Linked DNA regions of Homo sapiens: all the other regions are linked to region 2. Evidence: chromatin loops called from intact Hi-C (ENCODE). Cell type or tissue: heart left ventricle. All regions are shown on one strand. Region 1 overlaps CAP2 (cyclase associated actin cytoskeleton regulatory protein 2). Region 2 holds the start of CAP2 (cyclase associated actin cytoskeleton regulatory protein 2). Region 3 has its middle 31 kb from the start of RBM24.

Evidence for each region. Hi-C counts contacts between places; a loop is a spot of excess contacts. Peaks named below come from ENCODE experiments on the same cell type or tissue, not always from the same donor. Only the 100,000 strongest peaks of a DNase experiment are listed, where the experiment ranks them.
Region 1: a loop joins it to region 2, with 2.1 times the contacts of the local background. A loop is called at or near these places in 5 of 110 quality-filtered maps.
Region 3: a loop joins it to region 2, with 2.7 times the contacts of the local background. A loop is called at or near these places in 6 of 110 quality-filtered maps.

What each region holds. Positions count from the first base shown.
Region 1 is chr6:17,466,109-17,474,108 of GRCh38, reverse strand. All of the region lies in intron 4 of CAP2 (cyclase associated actin cytoskeleton regulatory protein 2), which reads right to left. Among named protein-coding and RNA genes, the nearest start is that of CAP2, 77 kb to the right of the region's middle. In heart left ventricle, a CTCF peak has its summit at 4,508; no DNase peak of the experiment used is centred here; H3K27ac peaks cover 1,539 bases.
Region 2 is chr6:17,389,166-17,397,165 of GRCh38, reverse strand. CAP2 (cyclase associated actin cytoskeleton regulatory protein 2) reads right to left here and starts at 3,571. Exons shown (of 13, transcript NM_006366.3): 1 at 3,420-3,571. In heart left ventricle, no CTCF peak of the experiment used is centred here; DNase peaks (open chromatin) are centred at 3,235 and 3,555; H3K4me3 peaks cover 2,622 bases; H3K27ac peaks cover 2,161 bases.
Region 3 is chr6:17,308,041-17,316,040 of GRCh38, reverse strand. No RefSeq gene overlaps it. Among named protein-coding and RNA genes, the nearest start is that of RBM24, 31 kb to the right of the region's middle. RefSeq lists a cis regulatory region at 4,078-4,088 and enhancers at 4,011-4,155, 3,532-4,731. In heart left ventricle, no CTCF peak of the experiment used is centred here; no DNase peak of the experiment used is centred here; H3K4me3 peaks cover 794 bases; H3K27ac peaks cover 1,557 bases.

The DNA of each region.
Region 1 (8,000 bases), 77 kb before region 2:
GAGGGGCTAAAAAATGGAAAATGGTAAACTTTGGTCTTTATTATTCTGGCAATGTTGACTAGCTAGTTCAAAATTTTGTTTTCAAATCTCTGGAAGGCAGAGTGTATTTCAATTAGCTTGGTTTACAGCAGTTTGTCTTCTCCTAAAGACAATTATATAAAATTTATTTAGATTATTTGTAGTTTTAGTACTTATGGAAGTGCCTGCATTTTCAATTAAGAGCTAAATATACAAATTAAAAGTACTGCACAGTGAAGCTTCAATCGAGCCCTCACTGGTTGGTGCACATAAACACTAATATCAAATGATGGTTTTGTCATGTGATCCACCCCCCAGCACATACAAATATAGAACATGACCATAAAAAGTAACGAACCATGCCCTCTGCTAAGTAATTTATGACAGCAGATCCAGACTGGAATGCCAGCTGGAATTACCTTCTCCTTGCCTTCAATTTTCACATATACAGCTTTGTACAGATGACAGAAGCTATGTTCTGCAAAGAGGATCTAAGTTAAGGCTGCTGAAACAATTAACAAGTAGCAAATCCAAATAAAAGGTCAAAATATGTTTGGCTTTTAAAAAGATTTGTTGAATGACACAGTGACCTCTTTCTAAATTACTTTTTGATTCAGGTCATGAGAGAAAAACTTGCAACTCTTACACTTTTTATATCAGATTGATGGTGGCTAAGCAAGCAAATATTGAGCTTCACAGTGTAAAATGATAGATCGTTGATAATTATTTTATTAAAAACACAAAGTGACCTCAATATTTAACTAAATGGAGAATAAAAAATTCCCTAGTCAAATATTAGTACATACACAGTTTTATCATTTATGTAGCATTTGCCATCAAGGCAGTCTGGAATTCTAACGAACTTAGTATGGAACAGTTGATCAAACAAAGGATATTATCCTTCTTTATTAACCTTTACCCCTCAGATAATCTCTTGAATCCCCAGGGTGTGATAACCACCTCACTTCCTTTGGGCAGCCATTCATTATCTAATTCATGTCTTATACAAAGAGAGATGAGCTAATGTGCCTTATCAGATTAAAAAAAAAAAAAGGTCACCATGAGTGATGTTCCAACAGGACAGGATCTTAGCAAATCCCTTCTGCCTCCACAGTCCTGGGTTTCTAAATACCTATAAAGCTACCAACTCATAGTCACAGCTCACAGGCTCACCCACAGCTTTATGTTGCTAAAGCAAACAGTCTGGGCAGAAGAATGACAGAATTACTCTCTTTTCTGATTACCTCCCTCTCTGCATCCTGATAAACTAATGATTAGCTTTCCTGTTGGGATTCAGCCCTGACTGGGTAGCTTCAGGCTGTCAACTCAAGCAAACCCTGATGATATCACACAAACCCCTGCCTCTCCTTCCTTCCTTGGTGTTTTATTGTGTGTTAACCAGCATCTACATCCAGCACGGGCAGTAGCCGTCACATGCTAGCCACCATGTAATTACCAAGGTAATTCTCTTGCCATTGGAAGGCTCATAGGAAAAGGAAAAAAGCCTTCTTTTTGCCTCACTTCTCCACCTTCTGCTACTCAGAAAGCTGCTGTTTACATAAAAGCAATCTTGTAAGTATCAGAATGCAATTGGTTTTTACCTATACTACATAAATTATATTTAAGCAGATATTTTAGTTGAACTTAAACTAATACACTTCTCCAGAAATTAAAAGCATATATTGCCTTTGGGTGCTTTTGTGTTGGTAGTGAAGAGAGCCAACCCATTCAGCACTATTTTTTTTTTTTTTTTTTTTGAGACGGAGTCTCGCTCTGTCGCCCAGGCTGGAGTGCAGTGGCGGGATCTCGGCTCACTGCAAGCTCCGCCTCCCGGGTTCACGCCATTCTCCTGCCTCAGCCTCCCAAGTAGCTGGGACTACAGGCGCCCGCCACTACGCCCGGCTAATTTTTTGTATTTTTAGTAGAGACGGGGTTTCACCATTTTAGCCGGGATGGTCTCGATCTCCTGACCTCGTGATCCGCCCGCCTCGGCCTCCCAAAGTGCTGGGATTACAGGCGTGAGCCACCGCGCCCGGCCCATTCAGCACTATTAACAGAGCAGAAACTTACGCATATTTATGAAGTGAGACTATCGAGGTAATTTGGAAAAGCTCATAAAGTGAGTCACTGGTTTAGATTCTAAGGTGCTACTCCTTCCTGAAACTGTCAATCCAGACCACTGGGAAATACCACGGCTAAATGGCTAAACTGAAACATAACTAAGCGTGATACAAAGAATGAAACCTTTTTTTTTTTTTTTGAGACGGAGTCTGGCTCTGTTGCCCAGGCTGGAGTGCAGTGGCGCAATCTCGGCTCACTGCAAGCTCCACCTCCCGGGTTCATGCCATTCTCCTGCCTCAGCCTCCTGAGTAGCTGGGACTACAGGCACCCGCCACTATGCCTGGCTAAATTTTTGTATTTTTAGTAGAGACGGGTTTCACTGTGTTAGCCAGGATGGTCTCGATCTCCTGACCTCGCGATCCGCCCGCCTCGGACTCCCAAAGTGCTGGGATTACAGGCTTGAGCCACCGTGCCCGGCCTAACTTTTTTACCTTTTACTTCTCTTGTAGCTTTTTTCTACTTCCAAGATCAATGAAACCGATATTTAAAAACCCATTAAAAATCCTTGCTGTGCACATATAATTAACAGTAGTTACTCAACAGAATATTTTCTTCATGCCTTTGTATTAAGAAAAACCCAACTTCATAGCAATATTTCAAAATAGACATTTCATTTTACATTAGGGCCAGAATTACTTTATTGCATTATGTTATCTGTCATATGGCCCTTGACAACAGAACTTAGCAGCACTAATCATGGCCAAATCTTTCAGGAAGATTCAGCAATTCTGATTGAGCAATGCTATGACATTTTCTGGGCATGGACTTAAGAAACACTTGGGAGTTTGGCTCTGTGTTCCTTCGTTTGCTTTTCCTTTGCAATTTCTAGACCTGCCACTAGCACCAAGTAATTTACCCAAGGTATGCTCTGAGATCAGTCACATGATTACTTTGTTTGGCATTTTAAAATACTGGACAATAACTTGACACCTTATCGTTATGGTAAAACATTTTATAGGGAAAAAGTATAAACTCACTGTAGTTAAAAGAAATTTTGAAATATCGCATACATACATAGATACATCTATTTATACCCAAGTGCAATAAAAATTCAGCTGTTAGATTTCAAAGTCTTTCTTGTCTTTCCCTGGACAGCTAGAGAAATGGGGTATTAGTCTGGAAAATCCCTATGAGTTTTTGGAAAGACAATACATTTCCACAGAGAAAGAGCTCATTTTAGCCAAACCAAGTGACTCACTCTGGTGGACTGGCCAAATGCTCACCAAATCTGTTACTTCTTCCTTCCAGGCATAGAGGTGGGTTAAATTCCCCAGTCTCCTTTGCAGCTAGGAATGACCAGAAGACTGAATGAAGGTGAGGTGACATAGGCCATTTCCAAGCCCAGCCCATAAAACCTTCCTGCATTCTCTTTTCCAATTCAATGGCTGAGGAATTAGAGGAGTTGGGTGCCCCAAGATGGAAGAAGCCTGGACCCTGAACTACCATGTGGAAGAATGGCAACCAAAAACACTGGAGCAGACCTTATGTGAACAAGAAAAAAAATCTCTTCTGTTAAGCCTTTGAGATTTGGGGACTTTTTGCTAAAGCAGTCAGACAACACTGACTAATAATGAACTTTTCTAGTCAGTCACATGACCCTCGCCTGCTTTTTCTCATTTAATCCTCACAATAACCCTTTGAGATAGGAATTATTTGTTATCCCTATTTTAAAGACAAGAAAACACGGGCTTAGAAAGTTTAACTGCCTTCCCCCAAGTGGGTAACTTGACAAGTTGGTTTGGTTAGAGTGGGTCAGTGGATTACCAAGTTAATTCTCCAGTAGATACCGAGAAAAAGATAGAAGATTCTCAAACTTAGAAGACATAGATGAATTCGTTTTTCTCGCATTTGGATTAGCAGAGCTAATGAGTAGAAAATGTGAAATTCAAATCCAAGTAGGCCCAAGTCCAAAGTTTCTGCTCTTGACAACCCTCACAAATTAATATGTTTTATTAAAATCCTGAACATATTTATGCCCACTAATAATCTGGATCTCTCATGCATCTAAATAATTAGCTTAAGTCCTAAGATCACTGCCGCTAGGCTTTTTTGCTTAGTTTAATGTGAACAAATTATTAACAAATTTGATGACTGCTCCATGCCTTAGAAAATCCTTATGGAGAAAGTGCTGAGCGGAGGACTGTGCTGGGCATGTGCATTCACTCAGAGATGGAGGAACGGCCAAGAAGGTTCACTAACCTTCCTTCTCCATCTAATTTTTCAGATTGTATAAACAATGAAAGGAAAGAGAATCAGTTTTAGATGCCTGCTTTATGCACAGGAAGGCACTATTTCCCTTTAAAGTACAAGTTCAAATAAAGACAAGAAAACGAGAGGGAGGATAGTAGAAACGCGCTCTCTGTCTCTCTCTCTCCCCCTTATGGAGGAATACAGAACTCAGACTTCCTAGATAGAATAAAACCTACCAGGCAGCCAATGACCATAAATCATCTTCCCTGAAGTTGAAAAACTTAAGATTAATTTTTTCTCTATGTGCAGGTACATATTGATTCCATGCAAATACACACACACACAGACACACACACACACACAGACACACACAGACACACACACACACAGAGATCATTTCACTGTCAGGTCTTAGCAGCACGAGAAATGCTGGAGAAAATAGGGAAAGTGTGAAGGCAGCAGAAAGCCTGCTGTACTTATGGCCCCTCAGCTATAGTTCTCCACCCTCCGGGTGCTTCTCTTCTGCTCCTGCAAACTACTCAGGGTTAGACTGGTGGGACATCAGTGGGAGACCTCCCAGGAATTCCCCGAATGATAGTCTTCCTTGGGGTGGTGCCCATCAAGGCATCAGATGCGTGGTTTACAAAAGGTTACCTCTGCAGCTCGGGCGAGAGTTTTGGAGTCACCCATGGTTAAAATTGTTAACACTCTTGTTTTCTCATCTCTCCCAGGTGAGGTGAGGTGAGGTGGCCTCAGGCCAAAAAACACTTGTTCATGTCAACTCAACACTTTCTACAATTTTATTTTGACATACAACTCTTATAAATGACGTGTAGTGTGGCTCTTACATGTAGGGTCTGCAAAAAGGACTCTGGACAGTGAATAAAGGAATGGGTCCAGGTCTACATCCTGGGGCTGGATTATTAATGTATCACTGAATATTGTTTTTTACGTTTGAGAACTAGAAATAACATACTTCCTCTATGCTCACCTGCTGTAAAAGTAAATGAATAGTTGAGCAAGCCAGGGTGGGGGCTTCTTGGCCATTTTCCATGTGAGAATCCTTCCATCAACTGGAAGAGGATGGGCTTGACAAATTCTAGACTATAAGAAGTGCTGTAAGAACTGGGCCATTCTTTTGCTCAAAGGTTATTTATGTAAAATACAACAAGGGGAGACAAGAAAAGCTGAGATGCTTTGCAAATATTTTATAATGTGTTTTGTGTCATGAGCATGTAATAAATCAATGAGAAAGGTGCTTCTGAACTGCAAGGTGTGACCACTAGTGCATCTTAAGATCAGTTCAGTGGGTGATGACCACAGCACAGCATAGACTAGAAGAAAAATGTCAGAATGCAGCGCACATGGTAAGAATACTGTTTTGTGAAACTGGGTGGTAAAGTAAAATATCCTTTTTTCTGTGGGTCAAGGCTGAAATGTTGAAATGTCCTAGTATTAGAGAATGCAAGAGACCTGTTTCCTCATTGCCAAAGTGAGAAAGGAAATTTGAAATTGGGGGTCACCATTGTCAATCAGGGCTGTCAATGAATCCTTTATCCGGCTTCTGCCAGGATAGATGGAAGGGTGAAGGTGGAGGAACTGAAGGGCACATTGTGGTCTATGGCCTGTGGTCTTATTAAAAAAAAAAATTCAACATGGATAGAACTGGAGATTGTTATGTTACGTGAAATAAGCCAGGCACAGAAAGGCAAACATTGCATGTTCTCACTTATTTATGGGATCTAAAAATTAAAATAATTGAAATCATTGACATACAGAGTAGAAGGATGGTTACCAAAGGCTGGGAAGGGTAGTGGGGGAGCTGAGGCGGGGAGGTGGGGATGGTTAATGGGTAAGAAAATAGTAGTTAGAAAGAATGAATAAGGCCTACTATTTGATAGCATAACAGGGTGACTGTAGTCAATAATAATTGCACATTTTAAAATAACGAAGAGTAGGCCGGGTGCTGTGGCTCATGCCTGTAATTCCAGCACTTTGGGAGGCCGAGGCGGGCGGATCACGAGTTCAGGAGTTCAAGACCAGCCTGACCAACATAGTGAAACCTCATCTCTTCTAAAAAATAGAAAAATTAGCTTGGTGTGGTGGCGTGTGCCTATAATCCCAGCTACTCAGGAGGCTGAGGCAGGAGAATTGCTTGAAGCTAGGAGGCTGAAGTTGCCGTGAGCCAAGGTAGCGCCACTGCACTCCAGCCTGGGTGACAGAGCAAGATTCCGTCCCAAAAAAACAAACAAACGTTAAGAGTATAATTGGGTTGCTTGCAACACAAAGGATAAATATTTGAGGGGATGGATACCCCATTCCCCGTGATGTGGTTATTATGTATAGCATGCCTGTATCGAATCATTTCATGAACCCCATAAATACATATGCCTACTATGTACCCACAAAAAGTTTTTAAAAATTCATTACCTTAGAGTTCAGCAACAAGGGAATTGAGAGAATCCCTATTAGTTTTCTATTGCTGTGTTACAAATTACCACAAACTCAGTGGCTTAAAACAATATCCATTTATCATCTCACAGTTTCTGTAGATCAGAATTCTGGGCCAAGGCAGAGCTAGGTTCTCTCTCAGGGTCTCACAAGGCTGACGTGAGCCACAACCGACCACTCATGTTGGTTTAGTTTTGCCTTATGCTGTGGCAGCAAGAGTGGTCACTTGCATTCATTAGCAGGATCCAAGGGACTCCCTGGAAGGTTCTCCAGCCCTGAAAGATCTTCCCTCCCCAATGCCCAAAACTCCTATTAAAGATTAATTCTATACTCTTTTCTCTCAGAGCCCTGTTACAACACTAAGTAAATAATTATATGAGTCATTATTTAGTAACTCATCTACTAGATACTAAGCTGACTTGCAACAGATAGCTATATAGTGCGCACAAGAAATAAACCTCTGCAGTTGTCCATCACTAAGATTTTAGAGATGTTTGTTACTGCAGCATAACACGGCCTACTTTGCTACAGAAATGGTAGGAGAAGAGAATATGAATTCGAGATTTGACTACCAAGGGATTCTGTGCTTGTTGGGATTGTGGATGGCAATGACTAAAGTCTTGCTGCTCAATGTGTAGTGAGAAATCAGCAGCACCAGCATCGCCGGGGAGCCTGTTAGAACTACAGACTCTTGCACCCCACTTGAGACCAACTGAATCAGACTCTGCACTTTAACAAGATCTCCAGATGATTCAAATGAATACTGAAGTTTGAGAAGCAGTGGTCTAGAGACCGTTGGAAATGAAATTCTGAAGCACCTGAAATAAATCTGAGCTTCAATTGTAACAGTGAGAGCCATCCATACAGCACAGGATCCAAAGTGTGGTCTCTGGACGAGGAGTATCACATCACCTGGGAACATTTTAGAACCGCAGAGTCTTGGGACTCAACCAAGACCTACTGAATTGGAAGCTCTGTAAGTGGGGCCCAGCAGTCTGAGTTCTGACAACCCTCCAGGGAACTGTCATGCACGCTAAAGTTGGAGAATCACTGTTGTATGTCACTGAGAGCTGAAATTACAGCAGTTAATTCTCTTCCTCCTGAAAGAAGGAGGACAGTAAGACACAAATGGTTATAATAATTGTTCCTATGAGAAAATACGATCTGCATTATGATACTGATCTTTAAGATGCATCTTCTAGAATGCATACTGGGTGGAT
Region 2 (8,000 bases):
ATCTCTTGAACCTGAGAGGCGGAGGTTGTAGTGAGCTGAGACTGTGCCACTCCATTCCAGCCTGGGCGACAGAGAGAGACTCCATCTCAAAAGAGAATGCGAGATTATAAATACCTTTTTTCATAAACCAAAAAAACAAACCTAAACACTATTGTTTTGGAATACATACACATGTGATAAAACTGTTTTACAATAAACCAGGGAATGATTAACACAAAATTCAGGGTTGGGAGGGACATGAGAGCAGGCACAGAGGAAAAACACAAAGATGCAACTGGATACTAACAATCTAGTACTTTTTCCCCTAGTTTTCTGTTTATTTTCTTTAACAATTTTATTGAGATGTAATTCACATACCACACAATTCACCCATTAAAGGTGTACAACTCAATGGTTTTTAGTATATTCACAGATACGTGCGACTATCACTATAGTCGATTAGAGGATATTTTCATGTTTCACCTCAAAAAGAAACCCTGTGACCTTTATCTATCACTTCCCTACTCAACCCACCTCCAGCCCCTTCAGCCCTAAGCAACAAAAAATCTACTTTCTAGCTGTATACATTTCCTTGGTCTGGACATTTTCAAATGAATAGATCATACAGTACGTGATATTTTGACTGGCTTCTTTCACTTAGCATAATGTTTTCAAGATTCATCGATGTTGTAGCATGTATCAGTACTCCACTCTTTTTTATGGCCAAATAATATCTCGCTGTATGGATATACCACCTTTTATTTATCCACTCATCAACTGATAGTCATTTGGTTTGTTTCCACCTCTTGGTTATTATAAATGGTGTTGCTGTCAACATCTGTGTACAGGTTTTTTTGTGAGCATATGTTTTAATTTCTCTTGGACATATATTTACAATGGAATTGCTAGGTCATATGGTAACTTTATGTTTAATTTGAAGAACTGCCAAACTTTTCCAAAGTGAGGGCACCATCTTATATTCCCATCGGTGGTGTACAAAGGTTCCAATTCCTCCACATCCTCACCAGTATTTGTTATTATCTGACTTTTTGATTATAGCCATGCTAGTGAGTATAAAGTGGTATCCCATCGTGGTTTTGATTTGCATTTCTCTGATGAATAATGATGTTGAGTATCTTTTCATGGGTTTATTGGCCATTTGTATATCTTCTTTGGAGATAGCTATTCAGATCCTTTGCCCATTTTTAAATTGGATTATTTTTCTTTTTATTATTGAGTTGTAAGAACTCTTTATATGTTGTGGATACAAGACCCTTATCAGATACATGATTCCTAAATATTTCCTCCCATTCTATGAGCTATCTTTTCACAACTATCTAGTTCTTAAGCCCTAGTTTATAAACCTAGTGATGGGTTCACAGGTGTTCAGTTGAACATAATGTTCATAACTCACCTAGACTTAGCGTATTATTTTTACATATAAAATGTTACATAATAAATTAAAAACAAAACAAAACCTCATGAATAAAGATGTTAGGAAATATTCAAAACAAAACAAAACTCCATAATGCTCAAAATAAGTTAATGCTTTTCTGGAGGGTATTTAACTTAACTGCCAAGGTATAACAGGCACTCAAGAGAATGTGGCCCATTAATCCTTTCAATAGGCTCCTCTCCAGATTCTAGCACAGAATCAATCAGTGGGAGTAGCAAACTACTACTAGAAGGACAAATCCATTCCCTTCTCTCTTACTTTTGTGTTTTCTGCTCCTCCCTCAAGCTAAGAATAGTTTTTACATTTTTTAATGCCTGGAAAAAAACAGAAGAATATTTTGTTACTGGTGAAAAGTTCAAGGTTCAATGTCTGTAAATAAAGTAAAACACAAACATACCATTCCTTTAGGTATTGTCTTTAGCTGCTTTCAAACTATAACTGTGGAACTGAGTAGTTGCTAAGGAGACCATATGGCCTGCAAAACCTACATGTTTACTATCTAGCTCTTAACTCAAAGGTTTACCAAACCCTACCCTGTATCAACAAATTAAATTACTTCTCACATTAACGATGGGGAACAAAAACTTACTTCCTACTAGCAAAGACCACCTTGATAATCACCTTCCTGATTTCTCATAGTCAACTTCTTTTTCTCTTTATCCTTAAGAAGTATTTATATGACACTTTGATTGTAATGTTATTAAGAATTTTTTAAATTTCGGGATTCATGGAGAAGTCGCCTTTCCTTGCAAAATATGCAGTATATTCAAGAAGTCATGCTCCATCTACACTTAAGGTACTGAATTAACTATTTCACACACTTTTATTGTCTATCCATTACATGCTGTGAGCCAAATACTGTTTGGTGCCGTAGGAACTACCAAACAACCCATCCTTGCTTTCAAGAGGCTTGCAGTCTAATTAGACTCTAGTAACTATAAATCCAATTCTCTAAAGTTCACTCTACCGTTGTAATTTTACACTAAGTGGGCTTAGATAGTTTACCAAGAATTCTAAGGAACATAGCTTCAATGAAATCTACAGAAGCAGTAAGGAAATAGGAGTACTCAGTAAACTACAGTGCTCAAGTCCCAGAAGCTTCTGCATTTCCATAACTATAAAACCAAAGGTCCTAGATGTTTTTACCAAGTGTTCATCTCCACTCTGGCTGTTTGGACCTAGTCCCGGTTCAACTTCCTAAATGCAGTCACCCATACATACTCATTTTTAAGAATGCATCCATTCAAATATTGCTACAACTTGCAGCGAACACCACTCTGATGAGAATAAAGAAAAGGCCATCTGCAGGTTGATTTTTGGCCCTAAAAGTGATGATACGGCGGCTACTTCCACGAACACCCCTCTACCCAAAGCAGTCAGAGAGCCAGCGGCGGGTGCCGTTTTTCCGAGCCGTTCCCCCAGTCTCAGTTGCCTCTGCATTTTTTAGAAGTGACTCATCGCCTCAAGTCAGGTTCTGCAGAGGGGAAGCCAGGTCTGTTTCTTTCCAGCACTTTCTGATCGAGGTGGCTCTGGTCAGAGCCGGCGCAATGACTCCCACCCCCACCCCCCTGGAAGACTCACAGCCCGGTGGACGAGACCCCCCAAAGTTAGAGCGGCCGGGCGGGCGGCGGCGCTGGGGTGGGGAGGCCGCGGCCGCCCGCCAACCCCGGGCAGCTCCTGCCCGCACCCCGCCTTCCGAGCGGCCAGGACGCCGGAGCTGGGGAGGCGGGGGCAGGGCGCGCCGCTCCGCTGACCCAGATGGGAGTCCGCCCGCGCCCGCGCCCCGCGCCCGGGTCGCCGCGCCCCGGCCCCCGCGCCCGCGCCGCCTTTATTCCCCTCGCGCTGCTGCCACAGCCGCAGCGTCCCGGCCGCTTCCCTACCCCACCCATCGGGCTCAACTTGCCAGCGCCCGCCGCCAGGCGCCCCCCGCACCTGCACCCCGACCCCTCCCCGCCTCGCCGGGCCCCGACCGCTGCAGGATTACCTGCTTCGCTGCCCTGGGGTCCCGTCCTCGGCAATGCAAATCCGTGGTCGGCCACTCGTACCCTCCTCCCGCGGCCCTCCCCTTCTCCTCCCCTCTCCCTCCTCCCAGCTGAATAGGAGCCGGTGTCAGTCACGCTGCTCCAGGGGAGAGTCGCCGGCAGCTTCCGGAGCTCCAAATACAGACGAGCTGAGGGGGGAGAGGGAGAGCAAAGCCACGCGGGTGGGGAGTGGAAATAAAGGGGAGCAGAGAGGAGAAGGGGGTGGAGGAAAGGAGGGGCAGATGGGCCGTGGGAGAAAAGACAGGGAGATGGGGAAGGCAGAGCCAGGGAACGCCAGCCTGCCTGCCAAGCGCCAGGCTATGCGAGAAATGGATTCAGTGCATGAGGCAGTATTGCAAAGAAGTCTGGAAAGATCCGGAGGCTCCTGGCTGAAGGAGGCACAGATAGGTTGGATACCCGAAGATCTGTGCAGAGAAATGGGTAATGGATCCTTAGGAATCAAGAGACGGCATGTGTGTCCCCAGACCCAATATGAGGATAAAGGCTCTGGGAGGAGAAGGAGCTAGACAGCTAATGCTTTAGCGAGACATCAAGACTGAGTGCACTCATAGTGCGTGTGATGACATTTTTAAAAAGTATTTTATAAACAGCAACTTTTTAAATGTCCTGATTATTTAAAAATTAAAGTAACCAAACCCACTTGGCTTCTTAAGATGTGCAGCATATTTGTGGCCACTTCCCCTTTATATATTGATTATAATTGCAAAATTGGAGGCTTTTCTCTTAACGTCATTAGAAGGAAAGCATTGATTTTCAATTTTCATCAAAGTTTATTTCAGTCTAAAAAAGTGACTTGAAGCTCTTTATTGAATGAATGCCAGGAAAATAATTGCAGAAAAGAGAAAAAAAGAGGGGAAATGTAACTGATATCTTCTGAAAGTAAAATCTCCAAACAATAAATATGAGATGAATTTCTTAAAGGCCAATATTCTCTGTCGATGTTAAAATTGCACATAAGTTGGTTCTGTACATTATAAGGCTTATTCTGACCCCATAGGTCAGCACTTATACAAAGGTCATTCCAATTACACATTGCTCTCTGCTGACAGTAATGAGGTGCAGTGAGTCTTTGCTTCCCTTTGTCTGGAAAGAAGGGAAACAAAATGACATAAACATTGATCAATGAGTGCGTACATTGCATAAAGCCAGAGCCAGCACCCTCCCTATCCTGTGGATACCTTGCATATGGCGGGCATTCAATATGTTTGTATTAAATAATGAATGAATGGATGGATGGATGAAGTATGTATGCATTTAGAACATTTGTGTTCCAGAAATGCAGAAAAAATATATATCCATAAGAATCAATGTGTGCAGGATCACAGGGAAGTTCCAAGCATCCATTCATATGACTTTTTTTTAGCACTAACTTCAACAAACATTAGCACAGTATTTCCTTAGCTACATCTGTTTTTTATTGGAGTATAAAGTATTATGGAGTCTAAGAGTGGATGAGCCACAAATCCTGTCTTTAGGTTGATAATATAGTAGGAAGATGTGAAGAGTATAAAAATAACCACAGTTCTAGGAATGTCGTAAAAAACATTCTAAAAGAAGTATGAACAAATTTCCATGGATGTTCAGAAGAAAGGAAGGTTGCTTCTAGACTGGGGATTAGAGAACACTTTCTGATGGACATGAAAGTTGAGTCTTCATGCGGAAATGAGACATTAAGAGTGGATTGTGGAGGAAAAACCCTCAAGATGATGGGCAGGGACAAAAGTGGAGAGGTAATAAAGGATGGCATGTATGAAGGACAGTCTGTGAGTTTAGCTGGATTGGAGGGCTGTGGAAGCCAGGTATGGAAGGAAGGTTAGGCCCTGGCTGGTAGAGGCCTTCAATCTCAGCCTAAAATGTTTGAAGCCTAAGTAGTAGGCACTGGGGGACTATTGACCATTTTTGAGCATAATCATGATAGCAATGGTTAGTTTGGTGGTGGTATATAGGACTGGAAAGAGATAGGAGGCAGGGAAATCCACTAAGAAATAACTAGCTAGTCTGGAGGGGAAAGTAACGAGCCTCAACTTGAAGCCTGAACTCTTCCCTTAACTAGCCCTGTCATAGCATCTGTCTGCTATATGATGTCTCCCCAAAAGGGCTAGCCCCCAGTGAACACTTCTTCCTCACAACTCTTTGATACTTATTGTCCATATTTTCCAATTGGACCTATACATTCCAGGAAAATGGGGATTAGGTCTGTTTGGTTAATTGCTATTTTCTCAGGCCAGACACATGAAGATCACTGACTACGTATTTGTTGATAACATTTTCTTGTACAGGATTAGGTCAGAAAATAGTGGAATTGGAAAGAAGAGGACAGTAGCTGGGCTTTTCTAAATCTTTTCAGTTCCCCTTGAGATTCCAGCCCAAACCTGCCTTTCTCCTTAGCCCATGATCTCATGATGTGCCAGACAAGGAGGCTGATAACTGTGTTAACTTCTACTCCTTCAACTTTTCTCCCCTCTACCTCAAAATTTCTCCCGTCATCTCCTTTGTCCTGCATATTTCTTTTGAGTTGATGTCTCCTTCCTTGTCATTGCTAAAAGTATTCTGGTCTCTTCTTCCACCTTGTGCCCTTGTCCTTGCATTCTGAGCCACCTCCTCTGTACTGAGTTTGTCCCCATGGATTACACTCCAATTGCAACAGCGAAGGCTGAACTCAAGGGCTGATAACACAGTAGACTCAGGGGAAAAATCCTTTTTTCCCTATTTAACCTATGGTTAGAATGATTCTACTGCTCTTTTACCTTTGTTTATATGAAATAAAACTTTTTATGAACTCTTTTATGTAAGGGGCTTTGCTAGAATCTCAACAGAGGAGGTGACCCAGGACCTCAACATTCTATAAAGCTTATACAGTACAGTAGTCCCCCCGTATCCACGAAGGATACGTTCAAAGACCCCCAATGGATTCCTGAAACCACAGATTCGTATTGAGGCTTCTATACAGTATTTTTTTTCCTATACATATGTACCTATTATGTTTAATTTATAAATTAAGTACAGTAAGAGATCAGTGATAACAATTAATAATAAAATAGAACAATTATAACAATATACTGTTGTAAAAGTTATGTAAATGTAGTCCTTCTCCCTCTCTTAAAATATCTCATTGTAGTATACTTGCCCTTCTTCTTCTTGTGGTGATGTGAGATGATAAAATGCCTGTGGGATTTAATGAGCTGAGGTGAATGACGTAGGCATTGTGATGGCGTGTCAGGCTACTATTCATCTTCTGATGATTATGTCAGAAGACAAGTCACCTGCTTTGAGTGATTTTATCAGTTTGTTCTTGCATTGCTATAAACAAATGCCCAAGACTGGGTAATTTATAAAGAAATGATGTTTAATTGTCTCATGGTTCTACAGGCTGTACAGGAAGCATAGCGGCTTCTGCTTCCAGTGAGGCCTCAGGGAGCTTTCAATCATGGTGGAAGGCAAAGGGAGAGTGAGGCATCTTAAGTGGCAGGAGCAAGGGGAGGAGGGAGGGGCCACACACTTTTAAACAACCAGATCTCACGAAAACTCACTATCGCAGGACAGCACCAAGGGAGGATGGTGCCAAACCATGTGAAACTGCCCTCATGCTCCAATTACCTCCCACCAAACCCCACCTCCAGCACTGGGGATAACAATTCAACATGAGATTTGGGTAGGGACACAGATCCAAACCATATCAGTGACACTGGATCATGGAGTCATTACCATGGCTATGGTTGGACGCAGGAGCCGATGATGTCAACACGCAGATAGCTTGGACTGCAGGGGTATCCAATCTTTTGGTTTCCCTGGGCCACAGTGGAAGAAGGAGAATTGTCTTGGGCCACACATAAAATACTAATGATAGCTGATGAGCTAAAAAAAAATTATATATATATATATAAGTGTCATAATACTTTAAGAAAGTTTACGAATTTGTGTTGGGCCACATTCAAAGGCATCCTAGGCTATGTGTGGCTCACAGGCCCCAAGCTGGACAAGCTTGTTAGACAGCATAAATATACTGGGCAAAGGGATGATTCACAAATGGACAGGATGGAACAGGATGGCTTGAGATTTCATCACCCTACTCAGAATGGAGCACAGTTTGAAATTTAAAATTGTGTATTTATGGAATGTTCCATATAATATCTTCAGGCTACAGATGACCATGGATAACTGAACCAAACTAAACAAAACCACAGGCTGCTGTATCAGATGGCATCCCGGCTTCTATGGTCTCTTCTCCAGATCTTCTCCTGAGGGCCTGTTTGACCTGAGACACAAACAGCCTCATTCATCAGAATCATCTGGGTAGATCATGTTTGGTAGGTTTAGCCTTTTGGAAATATCTTCTTTTTTAAAAGACCATTTATGATGGCCGTACCTTAACTCAGATTCCAGGTATTGAAGTCGGGGTGGGTTAGAAGAAGGTATTTGAGAAGAGGAAGGAGGTGCCTGACACCACTCAAACCACTGTGTGTGTCTCTAATAATCTACCTTGTGGATAAAATTGTCCCCACATAAAATTTATGTAACTAAAA
Region 3 (8,000 bases), 81 kb after region 2:
AAACCATTGAACTTGGCCAAGTCCTGTGGCTCACGCTTGTAATCCTAGCACTTTGGGAGGCAAAGGTGGGCAGATCACCTGAGGTCAGGAGTTCGAGACCAGCGTGGCCAACATGGTGAAACCCCATTTCTACTAAAAACACAAAAATTAGCCTGGCGTGGTAGTGCATGCCTGTAATCCCAGCTACTCAGGTGGCTGAGGCATGAGAATTGCTTGGACGCGGGAGGCAGAGGTTGCAGTAAGCCGTGTGCCACTGCACTCCAGCCTGGGCAATAGAGCAAGACTCCATTTCAAAGAAAAAATAAATGAATGAATCAAAGAGAACTTGTACCTCCCAGTCATACCTACCAACCTACCTACATGTGTGCCCTTACAGTTTGTCTTCTCTCTTCTTACCTGGATGACTGCCCACATTCCAGCCTCTCCAGGTGAAACCTAGATCATCCCCTCTGCCTGTCAAGGACATTGCTCCTGCAGTTGTCTATACTCCTGCATCATCAGTATTCTCACTCTACTGGCTAATTCTTCTTCTTTTATAAACACACTACAATCATCTATTGTAAATTGCGCTCCTTTGATCCCTTCCACCCCCTGCTTCCCTTAATGGAAAATTTCCCTTTGTCTGTCTTGTCTGTGCTTGCCATCTCCTTTCTCTTTATCTCATTCATTCATGAGCCCAACATAAGCTGACTTTTGCTCCCATACCTTCACAAAATCTTTCTTGTCAAAGTCACACTAACACCATATTGCCAAATCCCGTGTTTATTTCCCCGTTCTCATCTTTCTTAGCCTATCGTAGCATTTGACACAGTTGACTACTTCCTTCTTCTTGAGGCAACTTCTTCACTTGACCTCTCACTTTTCCTTAGCGACTCCTCAGTGTCTGTCTTAGTCTGTTTGGGCTTCTGTAACAAAATGCCATAATGCATGGCCAACATGGTGAAGCCCCATTTCTACTAAAAATACAAAAATTAGCCTGGTGTGGTAGCGCATGCCTGTAATCCCAGCTACTCGGGTGGCTGAGGCATGAGAATTGCCTTGTAGCTTAGAAGCAACAGAAGTTTATTTCTCACAGGAGGCTGGGATGTCCCAGATCAAGACATTGGCAGACTTGGTGTCCAGTTCCTCATAGACAGAGCCTTCTATCGTGAGGCAGCTTTCTGGAGCCTCTGTCTCTCTCTTTGAAACAGAGACTTTGTCTGCCAAGCTAGAGTGTGGTGGCGTGATCATAGCTCTCTGCAGCTTGGATCTTCTGAGCTCAAGTGATCCACCTACTTCAGCCTCCCAAGTAGCTGGGACTACAGGTGCATGCCACCACGCCTGGCTAATTATTTTATTTTTTGTAGAGACAAATGTCCCTATGTTGCCCAGGCTGGTCTCGAACTCCTGGCTTCAAGTGATCCTTCTACCTCAGCTTCCCAAAGTGCTGGGATTACAAACATGAGTCACCGTACCTGCCTCTGGAGCCTGTTTTTATAAGGGCACTAATCCCATTCATAAGAGGTCCACCCTTGTGATCTAATCACCTCCCAAAGGCCCACCTCCTAATTCCATCACATTGGGGATTAGGTTGTCAGCATACGAACTTGCAGGGACACAAACATTTCGTTCCACAGCAATCTCCTTCCCTGGAATTCCCCTTTCTTCCTTACCTTTCAGTGTTGACATCTGAAATGCTAAGGACTCAGTTCCTTCTCATTGTCATTAACACTCATGCTGAAGGGGATCTCATCCAGTTCGAAGCATTTAAATACTGTCCTATCTTTAGGGCTCATACACAATAGGCTAGATTTTTCTACACACCACCCTCAAATCTCAGTCATTTAGAACAACAAAGATGTTTCTCTTTCACTGTAAAATGTCCGTCATGAATCAACAGGGGTATCTGTTCATCATGGTCGCTCAGGGACATGGTGAATCATACTCTTTTTTTTTTTTTTTTTTGAGATAGAGTATGGTTCTGTTGCCCAGGCTGGAGTGCGTGGTGCAGTCTTAGCAACCTTGGCCTCCTTGGTTCAAGCAATTTTCTGCCTCAGCCTCCTGAGTAGCTGGGATTACAGGCGCCCGCTCCCACAACTGGCTAATTTTTTGCATTTTTAGTAGAGAAAGGGTTTCACCATCTTGGCCAGGCTGGTGTTAAACTCTTGACTTTGTGATCCACCCACCTCGGCCTCCCAAAGTGCTGGGATTACAGGCGTGAGCCACTGTGCCTGGCCGAGAATCATACTCCTTTTTTTTTTTTGAGACGGAGTTTCACTCTTGTTGCCCAGGCTGGAGTACAATGGCATGATCTCAGCTCACCACAACCTCCACCTCCAGGGTTCAAGCGATTCTCCTGCCTCAGTCTCCCAAGTAGTTGGGATTACAGGCGCCCACCACCACACCTGGCTAATTTTGTATTTTTAGTAGAGATGGTGTTTCTCCATGTTGGTCAGGCTGGTCTCGAACTCCCGACCTCAGGTGATCCACCCCCCGCTTGGCCTCCCAAAGTGCTGGGATTACAGGCATAAGCCACCGTGACCAGCCCATACTCTTAAAGCTTAAGGATTCTGCCTGAAGTGAGACAGCCCCTTCCACCTTCATTTCATTGGCTATGGCAAGTCACATGGCTGTGCCTAACTTTAAGGGGGTAGACAAGAGGGTCCTACCATAATGGAAGGAGTGAACTAAAAATATTGGTGGGCCAGGTGCGGTGGCTTATGCCTGTAATTGCAGCACTTTGGGAGGCTGAGGTGGGTGGATCACCTGAGGTCAGGAGTTCGAGACCACTTTGACCAACATGGCGAAACCCTGTCTCTACTAAAAATACAAAAATTAGCTGGGCATGGTGGCACACACCTGTAATCCCAGCTACACGAGAGGCTGAGGCAGGAGAATCGCTTGAACCTGGAGGCGGAGGTTGCAGTGAGCTGACATCTTGCGACTGCACTCTAGCCTGGACAATAAGAGCAAGATTCCAACTTAAAAAAAAAAAATTGGTGAATAGCTTTAATGATTACAACAGTTCTCACAGTTTTGTCTCAGACCCTGACATCTCTGCTAAACTCTACACCGGTGGATGAAACTGCCTGCTTGGCATCTTCTCTTAGATACTTAATAAGCAATGTGGCCAGGTGCAGTGGCTCACGCCTATAATCCCAGCACTTTGGGAAGCCGAGGTGGGTGGATCACCTGAGGTCGGGAGTTTGAGACCAGCCTGACCAGTATGGAGAAACGCCGTCTCTACTAAAAATACAAAATTAGCCGGGCATGGTGGCACATGCCTGTAATCCCAGCTACTTGGGAGGCTGAGGCAGGAGAATTGCCTGAACCTGGGGAGCAGAGGTTGCAGTGGGCCGGGATCGCGCCATTGCACTCCCACCTGGGCGACAAGAGTGAAACTTCATCTCAAAAACAACAACAAAAACCTACTCTTTATTGAATGCTTATTACTTGCTTTGCTCTATGCTTTACATTATCATACTTTATGAGACATTTCCCCCATGACAGAGAAGGAATGGAGACTCAGAGAGGGTGTGTAACTCTCCTGAGATCACACAGCTGGCAAGTGGTAGAGCCTAGACCCAGTCCCAGGTCAGTCTGCCTCCAAGTTCATGCTTCTAGCCATCATACACTAGCGAATTTGTCCTGCCATGATTTTGGCAAAATACCGAGTGAGCAATCTATTAATGCACTCTTAAATTACAACCTAAAAGTAAGGAAGGATTAATAATTAACTGTTGCCATAAAGAAGAACTGGGCGGACCTAGAAGATTGTGAGCTTTAAATGGAATGGAAAATATATTTGGGAATTCGGAGGATTTTCAGTCTTCCATATTGGATCTAAAACCACCCAGATAAACATTTCTATACTTAAACAGTGACCTGATAACAAGCCCAGTGTGCGAAAATAACTCAGTGCTCTTGATCAGTCTTAAAGACAAACAAACAAGCAAACCTCAGGTCAAAGTGTGTTTTTGACCAGACTTTGACCTTACTGAACTAGGCTGGCTGAAAGGGCATTAGTATGTTGAATGTATCTTCTAAAATTGCTTCTGATCTCAGCTATTGGGTGATGTAACCGGAAAGTTCAGGGAGTGCTGCGTCATGCTGAGCATATTCTGTTTCCCTGGAACGAGGGCCTCATTGGCTCTGTCTTCTCCAAACAGCAACATGTCTTATTAATAGGGTTCTTTCTCCACAGGGCCATAGATTATTGATGGAGCTCACTGTTAGGCAAGGCCTCCTGTCACCCTAGACAACACAGCTCTTCAGCCTCACTTCAGCGGGCACAGATGTCTCCGTATAGCAGCCCACGTGCGTGCTCGCCCAAGGCAATGTGAGGGTGGCTGTCGTTCAAGCTGCTGCTCAAAGGCAGAGTGCCTTTTCTCAGGCTGAGTGAATAGCAGAGGTATCAGGTGAGCTTGAAAAGGGAGGGGAGGGACACTGGCAATTATTGTCATTGTTCTAGATAGACATCATTGCTGGATGTCCCTCAGGTTGGCCGGGAAGCTCTCGCTGGACCCCAAATCCTGATTGTAACCTGGCTGCATTAAAATACCTTCTCTTCAAGCTCTTTCTCATGTCTTTCTTCATTTAGGCATTTTATTACATGCAAAAATGCACTGAAATGCACAAAGCACCAGGTCTATTGTAAGATAAAGTAGGTTACCAAAGAAATGCTTGTTTAATTATTTTTCCTGTCTTCTTTTCATATATACTTTAAAAGCTCCTCTGATAGGAGTGTAGTAGGAGGGACTTGAACTAAAATTGTAGTGTTATTATAACTGAAGGAAGGGACTCCTGAGGTTACCTAGCCCAAACTCTTGGAAGAAACTTAAGACGAAGAAATAGACTTGCCCCAGCACATAATGATGAATACTGGTGGAGCATGAATTGAACTTGGAGCCTCTAGCTTCCCAGTCCCATGCTCTTCTCATCATACAGCCTGCTGGCTTCCTCTGAGCCTGGGCTCCTACCTTGTATTGTTAGGATTTCCTCTGTGCTCCTTAGATCTGGCTATTTTTCCTCTGGTGTATATCACAACTCTAGGAATTTGGACTCCCATCCTAGTATCTGGCAAGTTGATTATTAGGTTTAGAAAAAGCATCAGTCTCCTAAAAAGTTGGGTGATGAGTCACATATCATAACTATTTAACATATCCTACTCACATTTGCATTTCTGTTTTATTATTAAAGCTAATCTGTAGGCCAAGCGCAGTGGCTCACGCCTGTAATCCCAGCACTTTGGGAGGCCGAGGCGGGTGGATCACCTGAGGTCAGGAGTTCAAGACCAGCCTGGCCAAGATAGTGAAACCCCGTCTCTACTAAAAACACAAAAATTATCTGGGCATGGTGGCGGGCACCTGTAATCCCAGCTACTCGGGAGGCTGAGGCAGGAGAATCACTTGAATTTGGGAGGCAAAGATTGCCTTGAGCCAACATCACACCACTGCACTCCAGCCTGGGCAACAGAGCAAGACTCCATCTCAAAAAAAAAAACCAAAATAAAAAAAACAAATCTGTAATACGTCTGATACTAAGAAGTAACCTCTTGCGCAGATACATCCAGGGGCTCTGTCACTCATAACTTAACACACCAATTCCTATTATTCACAAATAAGCAACAGCCAAAGAAAGAGGAAGATAATTTATATTTTATAAATTAGACATTGGGATGAAAAAAAGCATTAAAGATAAATGAATTTATATTGGGGGGGAAAACTGTTAATGATGATCTTAAAACTTTGTTTTAAGATGACATCAAATACCTCTTATTCTTTTTACCAGAAGGTGGGGTCAAAGTCGCTGCCATTGAGTTTGGGTTGGGACTCACTTGGAATTGACAGAATGTGATGGAAGTGATGCTATGTAACTTCTCAGGCCAGGCCCGGAGAGGATGTGCAGCCTCCACCTTGTTGATGGGAAACATTTGCTTTCAGAGTTCTGGACTGTTCTGTGAAAAGTCGTCTAACAGCCCTGGGGCAACCATGCTGAGACACTATTGTGGAAGTGATCTTCCAGCCCCAGCAGTTCAGGCCGCCATTCTAATCATCCCACTGATTGCAGAGTAGACTCTAAAGAGCAGAGAAGATCTGTCCCCACTATGCCCTTTCTGAATTTCTGATCCACAGGCAGCAAGCACAAGAAAACTGCTGTTTCTGGCCAGGCGCCGTGGCTCATGCCTGTAATCCCAGCACTTTTGGGAGGCTGAGGTGGGTGGATCACCTGAGTTCAGGAGTTTGAGACCAGCCTGGCCAATATGGTCTCAACTAAAAATACAAAAAATTAGCTGGGTCTGGTGGCACAGTCCTATATTCCCAGCTACTGGGGAGGCTGAGGCACGAGAATCACTTGAACCTGGGAGGTGGAGGTTGTAGTGAGCTGAGATCACACCACTACACTCCAGCCTGGGCATCAGAGCGAGACTCCATCGAAAGAAGAGAAGAACAGAGAGAAGAGAAGAACAGAGAGAAGAGAAGAGAACTGGGTGCGGTGGCTCATGCTTGTAATCCCAGCACTTTGGGAGGCAAAGGTGGGCAGATCACCTGAGGTCAGGAGTTCGAGACCAGCCTGGCCAACATGGTGAAACCCCCGTCTCTACTAAAAACACAAAAATTAGCCGGGTGTAGTGGTGCACACCTGTAATCCTAGCTACTTGGGAGGCTGAGGCAGGAGAATCGTTTGAATTCGGGAGGCGGAGGCTTCAGTGAGCCAAGATTGCGCCATTGCACTCCAGCCTGGGCAGCAAGAGCGAAGCTCCGTCTCAAAAAAAAAAAAAAAAAAAAGGAAAAGAATTGCTGTTTCTATTTTTATTTATTTATTTTTAATTTTTTTTCGAAATGGAGTCTCACTCTGTCGCCCAGGCTGGAGTGCAGTGGAGCAATCTCAGCTCACTGCAGCCTCAGCCTCCTGGGTTCAAGTGATTCTCCTGCCTTAGCCTCCTGAGTAGTTGGAATTACAGGCATGTGCCACCACGCCCCACTACTTTTTGTATTTTCAGTAGAGACGGGATTTTGCCACGTTGGCCAGGCTGGTCTCAAACTCCTGACCTCAAGTCATCCACCTGCCTCGGCCTCCCAAAGTGCTGGGATTACAGGCGTGAACCACCATGCCCAGCCTGTTTTTATTTTTACACTACCAAGTTTGGGGGTGGTTTATGATACCTCAGTAAGTAACTGGAACAGTTACATAGTTCAATGCTTCTCTTTGCTTAAATTTATGATTCTTTATACCATGTTGCATGCTATTTTTATTTTGCCGCCTTTAGCGAATATCTTGCCTCACTCTCTGATGCACTTGCATGTTCCTGTAGCCTTTCTACAGTTTTTATGCTTGCATCCATATCAGTGTTAACTAACATCTCTTCTATGTCTGAAAAAAGAAGAATCTATAAACATATACTGGGTGCATCTCACTCGACCTGAGTTCATGAAAATGATTAAAATTTTACCATTACCATTGCAAATAATTCCTCTGGGATGATTATAAGAAAGATAAGTGATCTATAAAATAGTGAAAATGTTAATTTTAAGAAACCAGCTTCAGCTGGGTGCAGTGGCTCACGGCTGTAATCCCAGTACTTTGGGAGGCTGAGGCGGGCGGATCACGAGGTCAGGAGATCGAGACCATCCTGCCTAACAAAGTGAAACCCCGTCTCTACTAAAAATACAAAAAAAAAAAAAAAAAATTAGCCGGGCGTGGTGGCGGGTGTCTGTAGTCCCAGCTACTTGGGAGGCTGAGGCAGAAGAATGCCATGAACCCACGAGGCGGAGCTTGCAGTGAGCTGAGATTGTGCCACTGCACTCCAGCCTGGGGGACAGAACAAGACTCTGTCTCAAAAAAAAAAAAAAAAAAAAAAAAACCAAAAACCAGCTTCCACCATTTTAGTTACTCCTACTTTATTCTAATAGAGATTTGAAAAAGTCAGTTATTCAAAGACCTAGTAAAAATTAAGAACATCAAGGACGTGTTAGGAGTCGCAGACTGGCTATTCCACAGAAGCAAAATCCCAGCAATGT